2 separate regions of the Homo sapiens genome follow, and region 1 is linked to region 2. The links are chromatin contacts, found by Hi-C or POLR2A ChIA-PET in ENCODE. All regions are on one chromosome and are shown on one strand. Each heading gives the region's core, a stretch centred on a gene start or an enhancer-like site at or near the end of the contact. The rest is flanking DNA. Distances are from core to core; before and after follow the strand shown. Region 1 holds the start of PCNX1 (pecanex 1). Region 2 holds the start of MAX (MYC associated factor X).

Region 1 (5,145 bases), core at 1,520-4,019, 5.8 Mb after region 2:
TCTCTGCCTTAGCTTCTAGTTTATAAAATAGGAAGCTTGTTGTGGCAGGCAGTATTCACAAACATTTTGAGAGCTACAGAGAGCGCTGTAGGATTGTCTTTCTCCCCGCCCCCTCATTCCCCCCCATCCACCCCGTCCCAATGACTGAGTCAGTCATTTGGAAAGGTCAGCTTTTTCACTGGATACTCTCAATTGCTACTCCCTAAGTCAGTTAATTAGTATTTTTCTAAAATGCTCCTACCAGTCCAGAGCTGAAAGATGTAGTCTCTAACTGCTGTTTCTACTCTCTGGGCCTGCCAATCCTGCTAACCCCTTTTCACCCAATGGCTATTGCCATGTGACTCACACCTCAGGTTCTGGGATCAATCCCAGTCATTTTGGAGGGCAACTAGAGCTTTATATTAACACTCTGGGACTTCAACATAAGGCAACCATGCTCAGTGTGAAGTTTGGTCCTAGTTCTAGGTATTAGGCTCCTGCTTTGTTTGTAAGTCTCACTCTGTCCCCCCAGATCCAGCCTTTGAATATTTGTTTTGTCCTGCTGGGTCCTCAAACTTGGGCCTCCAGTGAGTATCTCAGTAGCTCAAGGATCTGAGTTCTATTTGTTTTCATCAATTCCCTGTAGAAACGAAAGGGCAGACCTAGAAAACCCCAGCACTGAAGCTGGGGCCTTGCTATAAGCAACACACTTTCTCAAGGCTTGCCGTGATTTCCCAATTTTTGCCCACTCCTGGATTTTCCAAGGCTATGTGTTCCAGCTGTCCATTGGCTTACAACACCCACATTCTCTGTTTAACAGGCCTGATGCCGGCTGCCTTCCTGGCCTGCTGCCGGTTCCATATCCTCCAGATACTGCATTCTGGCTGAACGTTTATCACGCCAGCTGGGTTGGCCTCCGATTCCACGGATGTATCTGGTTCTAGTTTCCATTTCTCCCCATCCACCTCACCCTCATTACAGTTAATCCTTTTATATTAAACCATAGCGGATCTTTGCTGTTGTGGAAACTGATGTGGTATTGGAATTTTATCCTTGTTTACATCTTTCTTTGTGTTGGAAAGGTTGGGATTACTTCCAAAACCTTCCCAGAGAGCTTTCCTGTCTCCTTTAGGGGAAACAAATGAAAACTTGACAATAGCTGGTATCTATGACACCAGCTTCAAGGCCACTATTTTAATTGTAAAATTGCATTATTTAATCATAATTTTGCTTTTAGATATACAAATATATTTTAAAGTATATTTTGTCCAGTGTTTACTCACAGCTCTCAATTTCAAGGTATCTTACTGGAACTCAGTGGCTTTGTGGTTATAAGGACATAAACAAATCAAGGCTAGGGATGGTGTGGTGTTCTACAGTGGTAAGCTACATTAGAATCCTCCGGAGGACTTGTTAAAACAGATTGCTGGGTACCACCCCACAGAGTGTCTATAGAATGATGCCCTAAGAATTTGCACTTTGACGAAAACTGGTCATGTATTTAAGCTGGTCACAGATAACCAGAAGGTGCTGAACTGTTCTTAATCAATTCAAACTTTTACCTGAAATGGATAATAAGGTGGAGAGCCTTGAGAAATGAACTTCCAAAGTTCAGTGCATGCAGTTAGCATGACTGCTGGTTTTAGAGTTCTCAACCACTTATTGCTTATGAGCAATAAGTGGCCATAAGCATTTGGCCAATCACTTACTTGAGTTTACAGGTTTTCTCATCCATAAAATAACAATAGCTGCTATGCTGCCCTCAAAGGGTTGTCCTGAGGTCTGAATGGAATGGGTGTGATAGTGTCTGAGCAACTATAAAGTGGTATGGCACTGGGAGGTATTGTAACGGTTTTTCATTACTCTTCTTAAAATATCACCAGTTTCCTTTGGCTCTTGTTTCCCTCATTAATTATAGCAACTGTAATCTGGGAATACACAGTACTTTTATTGCCATAAAAGCCAAACTTCAATAAACTCAAATTTCAAACTTTTCTATAAAATTTTATTCAGTGAGATCAGACACGCCTTATAAACATTACACAGAGCCAAGAATGATTCCGTTTTTACAGCTATAAAAAGAGATCTACAAGACCCTATTGTAATTTGGGGTGGCGTCACGGTTAATCTTTTTCAACCCTGTTTAGATTGGCCCATTAATAAAAATGGCTGCTAGTTACAGCACATTTAAAAATACAATCACCGCGTACAAATGGTAACCTGTCCACTCCATACTTCCATGTCCTGTGCCGCTTCTATTAACTTGTCTTTGGAAGTAGTAAATTCTCCCAGTCTGGACGTGGCTATTTTTTCTCACACACGGGCCAACACAGTTCTTGCTCAACTTGGGTGCGTTTATGACTTTTCAACAGTGTCATCAGCCGTACCTAACTCTTCCAGGCCTTCAGTATCTCAGGTGTTAGCTTCAGTTGTTCCTAGGTCTTTCACAAATATCATAAATGACAGGCAGGACGCTTTTCTGGAGTCAAGATCTGTTAGTTTCGGAGTCAGAAAGACCCCGTTTAGAGACTCGTAGGCGAACTTGCCAGGGGGCCTACCAGGGGCAGAATGGGGTCCTCCGGACCAGCCAGCCGCGTCTCAGCCACCTCCGCAGCCCCCGGGGCCCTGAACCCCGGCCGCGTTGACGCGCGCTTCTCCCGGACGTCGGCAGGAGGCGCCCGCGGCGGACCAGGCGCGGCGCGCACCGTAGCCGGCCCAGGGGGCGGAGGGAGCGGAGAGGAGGAGCTGGAGGGGGCGCGGCTTCCTCTCGGTCGCTCCCTGGCGCCGGGCCTCTTTCTCTGCCTGGCCCAGGGCTGGCGGCCGGCGGGGGTCGCGGCGGCGGCAGTGGGGGCGCTGGCGGGCCGCGGGTGGCGGGGGCCGGGCCGCGGCTCCGGGTGTTAGGAGACAAGATGGCGGCGGCTCTCAGAAGGCCGGTCTCCTCCTCTCCGCCGTCCTCCGCCCCGCCGCTCGCCGCCTCCTCCTCTCGGGTCTCCTCCTCCTCGTTTGCTGCCTCCTCCTCCTCCTGCAGCAGCACCAGCGACCGCCGAAGCGCCGGCTCGCTCACCCGGAGCTCCGGAGGTGGATAGACGGGGCAGCTGCAGGCTCCGGCGACCGAGGCCGAGCTGGGGCCGGGGCGGGGACGGCGGCGGCGGCGGCGGCGACGGCGGCGGCGCCGGGTGGGGATGGGGTCGCAGACGCTGCAGATCCTCCGACAGGGGGTGTGGGCCGCGCTCAGCGGGGGCTGGTACTACGACCCGCACCAGGCCACCTTCGTGAACGCGCTGCACCTCTACCTGTGGCTCTTTCTGCTGGGCCTGCCCTTCACCCTCTACATGGTGAGTGTGGGGGCGGGGAGCGGGTGGCTCCTTCCCCGCGAGCCGGTGGGGAGATGCTGGGGTCGCGCCCTCTTCCTCTTCCACGGGGTCTCGTCCCCCGGGGGCCGCCACCCTCTCGGTGTGAGGCTCCCCGCCCCCACTGCGTGCTCCCACTCCTCTCTTCGGGGCTTTCCTGGTTTCGGAGGTGACACGAGCAACGAGCCCACGGCAACCCGCGCCGGCCGCCCCCGCCCGCTCACTGGGAAGCGGCAGCGTCCTAGGCCCCTTCTCGGGGTTCCCTCCTGCGGCCACTCGGCTAGGCCGTCCCCGCCGGGGCCCCCCGCCCGTGGGGCTGTGTGGCAGGCGCCGAGCGCTCTGCGGCTTTAGGGGACGCCGCATCCATCCTTGGCACGCTGGGTTCCTCGGGCGCCCGGCATCCGGCACTGCCCGCCCCCGCCGCGGCCCTCGTCCGGGGCTCCCGGGAGAGGCCGCCCGCCGCCTCGCCGCTAATCCGCGTGCGGAGCCCCGGGAGCGCGGGGGACCGTGCGGCTCTGCTCCGAGTGTGTGTGGGGGTCGTCCGGGCTCGTCCTCCAGGGGTCCTGGGTGGTGGCTGAAAACCCGGCTCGGAACCCTCCTGCCTCTAAAAAACCGTTGTTGTGCTTCGCAGCGGTTCTTCTCTGTTCGGCCCCGTGGCCGGTGGCCGTGGTGCTTCCTGGCCTCCCTGGGGGGAGGGAGCGGGGAGATAACGGGGAATCTGGCTGGCATTTCAGCAGATTTGTTTGGCTTGGTTCAAGGCCTTTGGCGGATAGGAGTAGGGAGAGAGAGTACTGCCTGTTGCTGAATTCGGTGCGATCAGCTTCTCTGAATCATCTGTGTTTTTAAAGCAACATTGAAAGTTGTTAAGCGCAGTTTCTAAAGCACAGGTTAGGGTGGGGCGTTAGGGAAACTCGTGTGGACAGAGATGTTACTTAAGGCTTCATATAAAATTTTAAAGTAGTCAGAGGGGAGGAAAGGATCTGAACTTTTTATTTTAGGAGAATTCCTTTGAATGTATTTCTGCTAACTTTGAGGTTCTTTGTGGAGCTAGAGACAGGGTGCTGAGTTAGAAAATCCCGGAGGACCACTATGAGAAGTGCAAAAGGTGAGGACACCCAATTCTTCCCTAAGTGAAGTTCAGTTTCACTAATTGGCAGGAAAAGTGTCTGCTTGAGGGAAGATGTGCACATTCTCAAGCAGATTCACATTTTTCGTTGAAATTGTTTTGAAGGGACTTATTGTTTGAGGTTAAAAAAAAAAGCCATTAAGAAATGCTGATGGCTTGTGGCTTGTTTTATTAGGGGGACTTGTTCAGTCTTGTTGCATTCTGAAAATTTATCGTGAAGTATTATAATTTTCAATTAATTTTGGCCTAGGGAGTTCTATTTGCACTACTATACCTTCCAGGAATATGACATCATTAATGAACGGGTTAATTACTTTGGGTTTAAGAATCCTCAGGCTGTCACAAAATTTTCAAAGCAAATTTCTTCTATGTCCAGAAGAATTGTAGATTTAAAACTGAAAATGATTTTTGAGAGGTAAGGATTAGTTGCTGGGTCCAGTGTAAGATTTCTTTTTTAACACTTGTAGTAAACTGTGTGGTCATGGTTAAGTCTCTTTGTGTAGTTAGCAAATGTTACTGAAAGAATATTAGAGCAAATGGAAACCAGGACATTGAGTTTACTTCCTTCATTTTGGGAGTTCAGTTAAACTGAATTCTCACATATTTGAGTGTCTACCATGTACTAGACACTTTCTGAGATTGCTTCTGACTTCCTTATCTCAATTAATGGCAGTCCCACTCTTCCCAAAC
Region 2 (4,669 bases), core at 1,340-3,839:
TTTCTTAATGCCTATCTGCTTAGACAACCTGCACAATCTTTGCTTGCTCTAATGAAGAGCAGGTATAACTGAGATGGCTTGCCTTTACCCTGTGGTTATCAAGTTCTTATACCAGAGGTATCAAAGTGACATCCTGCAAATTCTAACAAGCCCCCAAACAGTTGTTCCACACATCATTTTAAAAATCAGAAAAATAACATAAAGTTTTAGATTTCTAATCTTTCTTAAAAAATAGGAAGATCGGCTGGGCGTGGTGGCTCATGCCTGTAATCCCAGCACTTTGGGAGGCCGAGGCTGGCAGATCACGAGGTTAAGAGATCGAGACCAGCCTGGCCAACATGGTGAAACCCCGTCTCTACTAAAAATACAAAAATTAGCTGGGTGTGGTGGCACGCGCCTGTAGTCCCAGCTATTCGGGAGGCTGAGGCAAGAGAATCGCTTGAACCCAGGAGGCGGAGGTTGCAGTAAGCCGAGATAGCGCCATTGCACTCCAGCCTGGTGACAGAGTGAGACTCTGTCTCAAAAATAAATAAATAAAATAAAATTAAAAATAGGAAGATCTGGCAATACTGACCCTTCACTCCTACTAACAAACCACTGGAGTTCAGTAGTGCTGACTTTTTAGAAGAGGCACTGCTCTCCAGTACCCAAGCCCTCACCTCTTCCTTCTTTATTCTTTATGGCCCTCATGGGCATTTGAACTTTTTACCCCCATTCTATACATTTCTTACTGCTCCCAACTATCAAATATTAGACACTCTGATATACTTATTTCTCTTCCCCTCGCTGATTCTGATTTATTCTGTGTGTATTCTTTTTTCCCTCAAATCTATTCATGAAACATCCATATTACTGTCTCAGACTCCAAAGACATGGAATTAGTGCTTATCTAAATCCACAGAACCATCTACTGAGAACATTAATATCAAAACCCTAAGAAATTATTGATAACACTCTATGGTCTCATCCATCACCTTTCAGCAAAGCTGTCTCTGCAATGCCACTTTTCTTCAGCTATTTTTTAATTTTCTTTATACCTTTTCTTCAAATACAGAGAATCAGACCATAATAACTTTATGTGACACTTTGATGATGTAACGTTTGGCTCCTCTACATTTCCAATTTTTGCATTAGAATACCATGTTGTGCTAGATTCTACGGGTCTATAGCAGTCACATGACTTGGTTAAAGGCGATTACCGCATGTGGCTTCAGCTTCACACAATTATACAGATATGGTTTAAAACCTACTTGTTCCTAAATAAATCTTCTGACCACTTTGCCCTGAAATAATACTACCAGACCAGAATGCTGCATTTCTCATTTCCACTTACATAGTGGCATCTGGATCCCCTATCTGAAAACTACAGAACAATTCAATTCTTTGCATACAGCTCCTCTTACTCACCTAGAATCACTGAACTTATCACCTGAGAATCTAGAATAATGGGATTTGCAACCCCCCCACCCTCCAGAACCAGGCCCCACCTCACCTTAGTGGTTAACATTAGAGTTTACTACAATATTAAAAGTAATAGTACGATCTCTTTTTCTCTCTGACCCCAAAAAGGAATAGAACTGAACGGAAATAAAAATGAAATGGAGAGTAGGAGACGTACCGCAGATTGAAACCTCGGTTGCTCTTCCTGGAATAAGAGAGAAAAAAAAAAATAGAAAATATAGAAGTTATTTTTACACTTAACATTCAATAATAAGAAAGAAAATGCCGGCGGCAGAGGAAGCGGAGGGTGGGGAGTCAGCCCGACACCCCTTCCTCCCTCCCCACCCCTTGCCCCCACCCTTCCACCCTCGGCGGGATCCGGTAGCAGGGTAGAGGGGTCCCGAGCGCCGCCCCTCCTTCCGGGATCCGACCTGGGCCAGAGGGGTCCCGAGCACTGTCTCCTCCCTGCAGACCCAGCTCGGGCATCTAGGCACCCCCAACCCCTCTCCGCCCTTCCCCGGCCCCCAGGATCCGCGGGTCACGGGAGGAGAGGATCGCAGTCCGAAGGGGCAGGTCCTGAACGCCGTCCCCTTCCCCTGGATCCGGACAATGGGATCCCGGGCGCCCCCCATCCTTGTCCCCCGGATCCTGAGCCGGGGAAGGTGGGAGCGGGAGGCCGCAGCACCCTCCCGCAAGGGAGGAGGTGGGGGTCCCAGAAGCCGCGTGTCTTCCCCCAACCTCCAGTCCCAGGAGGCCGCTCCGGCCAGGAGCCGGAGGGGAGCGAACCGGGAACGCGACGGAGGCACTCCTGGCCCCGAGGGGAAGGGGAAGGAGGCGGCGGCAGCCCGGCCCCCTCCCGCCGTCGCCCCGCTAAGAGCCCCGGCCGCTGTCCCCGCCTGACAACCCGCACGGGAAGGAAGAAGCCCCAGGACTCACGTCGCTCTCCACCTCGATGTCATCGTTATCGCTCATTTCCTACGGCCCAGGGAGCGGCCACTGCAGCGGCGGCGGGGAGGGGAAGGGGTGAAGGGGAGGGGGAAGTCACCGACAACAACAAGCCGAGTCCCCCCCACACACACACTCACTCACTCACTCACTCGCTCTCTCACTCACACACACACACAACACGGGCAAGAACCACCTCCTCACTGCAGCACCGGATCAACGGCGGCACGCACGCCCGGTCGGCCCCCGCCACGTGACCAGGCTCGCAGCGCTGGGGCAGCCGAGACTTGTAGTTCTTGTCCCTCTAACAGACGGCCCGGGTAGCTCCAGAAAAACTACAAATCCCGGAAGAAACCGCATCCAGGCGACGCCAGCCCGGCTTGTTGACGGAGCCCAAGGCGCCTGCGCGTCCCGGGGAGGGGGGGGGGGGCGGGGGGGGGCGGGGAGAGCCGCGGCGCGGCGCCTCCTGGGAGTCGTAGTCCGCAGACCGCGAGTTGTCAGGAGATTTTCCTCCCGAGGCGGCAGAGGAGGCTGCTGGGAAGACAGGACACGTGGAGGGAGCTGGAACTCCTGGAGCCGGGCACCGTCTGCGCGCTGGACGCCGGGCCCAGGGGACTGGGTGGAGTCTCTGGGGGAGTAGCCGGCTGTCTAAATAATGCTGCCTCTCTTTGGTGTGACTGGTTATACTTTGTCTTCTTCATACGGAGTGGTTCCGTTTTGCGCCTAGGGGCGTAACCCGCCCGGGAGGGAATCTGGCTGCGGCGGACCAGGGGGCGCGGCTCGGGATGCCTGCGCGAACCCTCGGGGGCTGGTGGGGAGGTGTCAGTGGCAGGTGTTTCGTGGTGCTACCGGACAGGCAGAATGACCGACCTCGCCGGGCGACCGCTCCCAGCCGCGAGAATCCTGTATTCGTTTATCTGGGAGTGACCATCCTCGCTACTCAGCTACTCACGTGAGGCTCCAGCGTTCACACAACGCGAACCCTCAACCACTATGGACGTGGAAGTAAAAGCCCCTTCAGAGTTTGTTGTAGCCCAGACAGTTTAGGCAATATCCCAGCTCAGAGTACCATAATTAAGATTGCAAAAAGGATCAATATGGGAAACTTTTGCAGTTCCCTGTCCAGTTAAAATCATATTTATATACTGTGGCATGAAGTGTAATCACATGCATTCCACCGATATTTATTGAACACCTAACTTGCCACAAGGGGATGCCATAACGGATAAGACCAAAACCATCCCTGCCTTCATGCAGCTCACAGCTGTGCAAGCAAGCGTGCCGGTCCTGCCGCCATTGTAAGAGTGTGCAACAAGTCCCATGGGAAGGAAGAAAACCATAACAGACACTTTCCACCCTGAGACAAAGTACCCATACTACTCCTTTACATCTGGTCTCCAAAGTGAATGACATCTTGAGCTTTTCCCATGAGTTACTGATTCCCGGATGAATACCATATTATCCCTGACTTTTGAATGTGGAAATTTGGGGATATGTCACACACAATTCTTGTGACACACATTCCTCAACGTGAGCATGTCATCTATGCTGAAAAGACAAATGTAAATGTGGTAATTTTTCCTTTACATTTTTTCCTTTAATATCTATTGTATTTCTTTCTCTCTCTCTTTTTTTTTTTTTTTTTTTTTGAGACGGAGTCTTACTTTGTCGCCCAGGCTAGAGTGCAGTGGCGCAATCTTGGCTCACTGCAACCTCCCTCTCCCGGATTCAAGCGATTCTCCTGCCTCAGCCTCCCGAGTAGCTGGGGCAGGCGCCCGCCACCGCGCCCAGCTAATCTTTGTATTTTTAGTAGAGACAGGGTTTCACCAACTTGGCCAGGCTGGTCTCGAAACTCCTGACCTCGTGATACACCCGCCTCGGCCTCCCAAAGTGCTCACGTGCTCACGCCTATAGCGTGAGCCACCGCTCGCGGTCTAATATCTGTTGTATTTCTTATTCAGTGATCCAGTCCTACTAAGTCTGCACATCTTTGCAAGTGAACTTACCTTTTCTACATGCTTTTGTCTCATAGTGTTCCTTTCCTGCTGAGTTGGGGAGACAGATATAAGCAGACCATTATGTGATAAGAGCTGATGGGCTATTGGGGAGACAGACGGCCACTTTTGAGTGAGTTAATTAACTGGATACTAGAAGTTAAAGCTAATTGATGATTACAACAGACAGTTCTTGGGTGCCTGCTATGAACAGAGCACTCTAGGGCAACCCCGGCTACAAGTTAAAATCATCCTAGGAGCTTAAAAAAGTTCCCATCCCCAGGCCACAC

What was found. A loop is a pair of places that touch in the nucleus more often than their neighbours do. ChIA-PET counts read pairs that join two places held with the same protein, here RNA polymerase II (POLR2A). Pooled maps may share reads with other maps.
Region 1: a map of CD8-positive, alpha-beta T cell shows a loop between it and region 2 (17-fold over the local background). The contact joins the promoter of PCNX1 here to the promoter of MAX in region 2. A Hi-C loop is called at or near these places in 1 of 168 maps with a recorded cell type or tissue (CD8-positive, alpha-beta T cell) and 4 of 50 pooled maps. POLR2A ChIA-PET finds 5 or more read pairs at or near these places in 2 of 52 experiments (both activated T-cell).

Annotation. Positions count from the first base shown.
Region 1 is chr14:70,904,690-70,909,834 of GRCh38, forward strand. PCNX1 (pecanex 1) reads left to right here and starts at 2,770. Exons shown (of 36, transcript NM_014982.3): 1 at 2,770-3,314. The coding sequence starts at 3,162. RefSeq lists silencers at 2,673-2,862, 3,083-3,422, 3,583-3,922.
Region 2 is chr14:65,099,928-65,104,596 of GRCh38, forward strand. MAX (MYC associated factor X) reads right to left here and starts at 2,590. Exons shown (of 5, transcript NM_002382.5): 1 at 2,377-2,590; 2 at 1,619-1,645. The coding sequence starts at 2,412. RefSeq lists enhancers at 1,661-2,161, 2,855-3,004 and a silencer at 2,175-2,524.